Linked DNA regions of Mus musculus: region 2 is linked to region 1. A link is a loop called in an ENCODE intact Hi-C map of the cell type or tissue named here. Cell type or tissue: left cerebral cortex. All regions are shown on one strand. Each heading gives the region's core, and the rest is flanking DNA. Links, peaks and the distances in the headings are about the cores only. Region 1 has its middle 100 kb from the start of Sh2d4b. Region 2 has its middle 22 kb from the start of Prxl2a.

Region 1 (2,927 bases), core at 189-2,688:
GTAAATTTAAGGATATAGATATTTCTTTTGTATTTATGAGAACTCTGTTCTCATGCACAACAGAAGAGGGCATCAGATCTCATTGCAGATGGTTGTGAGCCATTATGTGGTTTGCTGGGAATTGAACTCAGGTCCTCTGGAAGAGCAGACAGTTCTCTTAACCCCTGGACCATCTCTCCAGAGATTCTTCCCATGAATTTCTACGTATTCTATGCAGACATACACACTGTAATCACTATGCTGCATTACAGATGAGGAAACTGAGGCTACAATAACCTGGGAAAATTGCTGGGTTACAGAGAGATGATTCCAGAATGTGAACATAGCCCCTCTGCGCTGTACAGCACCATGTTTCCCCCTTTGTGATCACAGGACATTTTACCTGCGGGTCACGTTCTGGTGTCTGCTCAGAGTACATGTGAAATACAGCTCACCTCCAGTGTGGCCATGAGGCATCAATCTTAGTTCTTTTGTGTCTTTCCAGCTTGGCTATGAGAGAACAAACACATTCATCAGGGTCGACCGAGACCACGATTAAGTGAACTGACTGTGAGCCTTGGGTTTACAGATGTAGGTGGGTCTGACCTTGGCAGCAAGGGGGCTCGTAAATGAAACTATGACATCCATAACTTCGAGATGCTGTGATTTACATCGCCGTGTAAATGAGAACCCTTTAGCTATACTGTGTGTAGGCTGCAAATTGTTGAAGACACTAACCTCCTGGATTGAAATCAGTGCGGTGATAAGGGCTACCTGCCTGATCACTATGTGCCAGAAGCACCAGAGATGTTTACGTGTCATCTCTACATGCCACACAAGAGCACAGTGAAGTACATGTTGATATGCTTGTTTTAAATATATAGAGTTCAAGGATGGAGATCCTTTTGATGGGTTTTCATAGCTGGTAAATAAAAATATTGACACTTAAGCATTTGGATTTGGTACTGAAGTCTGTGTACTTCCACATCGATTGTTTGCTACTCAGAATATAATCCCTTATGGGTAGCACCACCTAGGAGCTTGTGAGAAATTCAGGATTCCAGGTTGTACCCTACTAGTTGATGGGCATCTGCATCTTAACAAGGATTCCAAGTGATGCTTGGGCATACAGAATTTCAATGCACTGGTCTGAGTTACATTATCTCAATTTCTTTTTTTTCGAGGTCTTGATTCAATCTTGATTGCCACTGAGCATGCCTGTTCTAAGTTCTCCTGGTGGAGAATTCTCCCAGTTTTCTTAGATATTCATCACAGACCACAGAAACTGCCAGACCTGTGATACTTTATGTGGCCAGAAGGTGGCACTGGTGGAATCTCTCCCAGCATCTATGGAGATCTCCTTATAGCAGCAAAGGCAGAAAGCTCAGACCTGGGTCACAGGGAGGGTGCAATACATGGATTAAAAATGTCACTGGTCCAATTTGAGACCCATTCCACTGACAAGCACCAATCCCTAATACTATTAATGATATTCTGTTATGCTTGCAGACAGGAGTATGTTGTCCTCTGCAAGATTCACCCAACAGCTGACTCAGACAGATGCAGACACCCACAGACAAACAGTGGATAGAGCTTGGTAACTCTTATGGAAGAATAGGAATAAGGATTGCAGGTCCTGAAGGGGATAGGAACTCCATAGGAAGAGCAACAAAGTCAACTAACCTGGACCCTTGGGGCTCTAAGAGTCTGAACCACCAACCAAAGAACATACATGGGGTGGACCTAGGGCTCCCTGCTCATATGTAGCAGATGTACAGCTTGACCTTCATGCGAATCCTGAACAATTGGAATGGGGACCATCCCAAAAGCTGTTGCGGGTTGGTGCATTGTGTTCTACTAGCTGAGCTGCTTTGTCTGGCCTCAGTGGGAGAGGAAACAGAGAATTGAAGTGTCAGGGTGGAGGGCATACCCAGGAGATCCTCCACCCATTCAGAGGAGAAAAGGAGCGGGTGGGTGGAAGAAGTATTGTGAGAGGGGGTGTCAGTGAGGGGGCAGTGAACGGGATGTAAAATGAATAAGTAAAAACAACAACAAAAAATCAAAACCAAAACAAACACTCAACCACCACCACCACCACCACCACCAAAACGTCACTATGGGGGCTTTGTAGCACTATGGCAAAGAGGAAAGGGGATTTTTGTCAATGTCTGTGTTTCCTAGGAAGTGGTGTAAATAGTTTCAGCAGAAAACCAAACCAAACATGGTGCACCGCTGCTGAGCTGCAGTCTTGTAGCTTGTCCTCAGGCTCAGGAGGAAAGGCAGCATGGGGCCTGGCTACTAATGCTTACTTTGCTGCTTATTCCATCAGAACTTTGGGTCCTGGGTTCGTATCCTGCCTTTGAGAAATCAAGAATGCAAGGTCATAATATAATGTTAAGGAGCAACATTCCAATAAGTCAAAATTAAGGAAATCCCTTTGTTACACTGTGCACAGATCACCATGCCCAAACTCATCTAGTTAATGACTTGCATTATTTCTAACTTTATAATGTATATAAAAGTGAATATGGGGGGCACAAAGATGGCTCAGTCAAGAAGTACTTGTACATCATGAGGATATGAGTTTGATGTCCAGTACCCAAGTTTAAAAAGACAAGCAAACAAATAAACAACCCCCCAAATGGTGTGAAACAGCATATGCATGTAATTGTAGCAATGGGAAAGTGGAGACAGGAGGGTCACTGGAGCTCACTGGCATGGCAGCCTAGTGGAAATGGATGGCTTCAGGCCAATGACAGACCATGTCTCAAAAATAACACGGAGAACAGTTGAGGAAGACATCTGATACGAACCCTCACACATGCACCGATGCACACACATGTGTACACACATGAACACTCAGACAAAGATACAAAAGAGTGAGTATATAAAACAGAAAAGAAAATCATGAAATAAAACATCCAAAAGAATTCCCTAAACCCCAAAAT
Region 2 (2,927 bases), core at 255-2,754, 240 kb before region 1:
TCGAGTAAGTTAGTCAGGGTTCTCTAGAGGAAGAGAAAGGGGATCTAATAGTATGGAGCAATGACCAACTCATGATGGAGAGGCAAAGAAATTAGTGCCTGCCCATTCCAAAAAGGGGAGCACCTCAGAGCAAGGGTGTTCTATTTCTCTTTGTTATAACAAAAGCAAATTGGAGAAGGAAGAGTTTACTTTAACTGGGATTAACTAAAACCCAAAACTATCTGGGCACACTTTTAAGGGATTTTTGCTTAATTAAATCATCTGAGGTGGGAAAGTGGGGAGACCCACTTCTAATCTGGGCCATACCTTCTGGGGGTAGCCTATATAAAGGACATGGAAGAAGGAAGCCCTGCTCTTTGCCTGCTTGCTCTTGCCCTCACTAGCAAGCCCATTCCTTCACTGGCATTAGAGCCTCCTTCTTTGAGATTCCAGTGTATCCTGAAGACCAGTTGAATCATCCAGCCTTGTGAACAACTGGATTCTCGGACCTTCCACTCATTCATATGCAGCCATTGCTGGGTAGGTTATTCTAATAATATATATATATATATATATATATATATATATATATATGATGTATATAATATATATGATATGTATATAATATGACATATTATATATATATGGAGAGAGAGAGAGAGAGATTCATCCTTTAAGTTTTGTTACTCTAGGGAACCCTGATTAATACATTTATACATCAAGATATATGCACAAGGTTATTCACCAAAATAGCCTCATCTGTGGACTGAGATAATTTAAATATCTATCAGGAACTGGAATGAGGAACTGCAAATAAAATAAAATAAAATAAAAACCTTATATGTATGGTGGTGGGAGGGAGCAGATATGGAAGGCAGTGAGAGAGAAAATGGATTGGGTTATCTTCTTGAAAACTTTATTTCATTGGGTTCGGCATTTAAATAAAGCCCTGTTGTATAACAGTTCCTTCTGAGACTGAAATATTCCAACCTGCAGAAAGCTCCTGAAACGGAAAGGTAAATAACTGAAAATAGCTCAGGAAGTCCATGAAACTGACTTCACTAGGTCCCTCCCTGCCAGAGTAACAATAAAAACTGAGAGTCCCTCTCAGATGAGCAGAAGCTGGGCTACAATAGAAGACCCTCAGATAATCCAAGCTGCAAAGAAGATGCTGAGACCATACCAGCTGTCTGGAAAAAGCAAAACGAAGCTGAGCTACCAAGAAGAGACTTAGACCAACTGGAAAGAACACGCTCTGACCTGTTGAGCTGCCTATAGGCTGTGCAGTGTGCTCAAGGTTTTAGGCTTTTGAGCTGTCACCTGTGCTGGGGTAGGCTTGTGTGATACATCTACCTTTGAGTCATTTCTGCTCCTATAAGTCATGCCTCTCACCCATAGTCCTGTAAGTAACACCAGTAAAACTCATTAGTTCACCAAGTTGGACATTGCTGGTATCTGTACTTGGGTCTGTTGTGGGTTCCCTATCTGGTGTGCGTAGATGTGTGTTGAGTCTCCTCAGAAAGTTTTGTCATCAAACAATTCCTTTTCTTTCAAATACCCGAGGGAGAAGGAAAAAATCAGGCTTAACTGGAGGAGGTGGCTAAGAACAGCTCCAGTTACCTCTTTTTACCACGAGGGGGCAGCATAGAGCCAAGAGCCGCAAGTGAGGAGGTGCTACTGGCCTGAGGACCATCTCCTGTAAACATTTCAGGTTTCATAATTAGTGGATTAAACTCCAGAATCTTGCTTTATACACCAGATTCTGATGTATAGATCTGACTAGCATCTAGAATTTTCTTAAAAGATCTGAACATTTCCTTAAGCAACCTCACAGAACAAGATAAAAAGGCACAGATGAGGACTTAACCGTAAGAGAAGGGATTATATAAAAAATTATTTTGATATGGTACTCACCTTTCTAAAATATTTCAGGTATATAATTAGATTGAACAAAATTCATTATTGAACTATCCCACTATGGATATTATGTAGTTGAAAGAGTGATAATGTAGTAAGTTAGTTGTCCTAACAAATGCATCGTCTAAGGGTGAGCACGTGTGTGTACATGCATGTATGCATTCATGTGTTTATATATACATGCTTGTATGTATATGCATGTGTACATATATATTTAAATGTATGTGTAAAGAACTGTGTAGAAAGATGGCCCTTTGAGTGATAGGATTACTACTAAATTTGTGTTTTATTATGCTTTTCTATGTTGCTTCAAATTCTCTAGCATGATTCTGAGCCCTTTATAAAACTCAAAACATATACACAAAAATTTCATTTGCAGTAAATAATTTTAAGCAAACCTTGTTAATATGCAAATGAGCAACTTTGTGTCTTCATTTTCACCACTGTGGAATCCTATTTATAGTTTAGCTTTGTTGTGACTTGCATGGTGTGGTAGTTTGGACGAGAATGGTCGTTATGTTTGAATGTTTGGTCCCAAGTTGATGGCAGTATTTAGGAAGGACTTGGATGTATGGCCTTGTTGAAGGAAGTGAGTCTCTGGGTTCAGGCTTTGCGGTTTCAGAAGCCCACACCAAGCTCACTCAGTCTCTCTCTCTCTCTCTCTCTCTCTCTCTCTCTCTCTCTCTCTCTCTCTCTCTCTCTCTCTCTCTCTCCTCCTCCTCCTCCTCCTCCTCCTCTCTCTCTCTGTCTCTCCTCCCTTCCTCTTTCCCTTCTTTCCTCCCTGCTTCTGTCTCAGAATTGTGAATGAGCTCTCAGCTACTACCACAGTGCCACATCTGTCTGCCTGTCCCCACGCTCCCTGCTATGATGGTCATGGTCTTACCCTCTGTACTGTAAAGCCCTAATAAACTCTTTCTTCTGTAACTTGCCTTAGTCATGTTGTCTCTCTCTTTATAACAAAAGAGAAGGCCCCAGCACCTGACAATCATGGAGTAACTTCTCTGACGGCATCCCTTTCTGTATTACTCTCA

Evidence for each region. A loop is a pair of places that touch in the nucleus more often than their neighbours do. Peaks named below come from ENCODE experiments on the same cell type or tissue, not always from the same donor. Only the 100,000 strongest peaks of a DNase experiment are listed, where the experiment ranks them.
Region 2: it touches region 1 in a loop (2.3-fold over the local background); 4 of 42 quality-filtered maps call a loop at or near these places.

Annotation. Positions count from the first base shown.
Region 1 is chr14:40,790,190-40,793,116 of GRCm38, reverse strand. No RefSeq gene overlaps it. Among named protein-coding and RNA genes, the nearest start is that of Sh2d4b, 100 kb to the left of the region's middle. In left cerebral cortex, for the core only: a CTCF peak has its summit at 1,284 (motif pointing right); a DNase peak (open chromatin) is centred at 1,298.
Region 2 is chr14:41,034,045-41,036,971 of GRCm38, reverse strand. No RefSeq gene overlaps it. Among named protein-coding and RNA genes, the nearest start is that of Prxl2a, 22 kb to the right of the region's middle. In left cerebral cortex, for the core only: a CTCF peak has its summit at 1,612 (motif pointing right); a DNase peak (open chromatin) is centred at 1,619.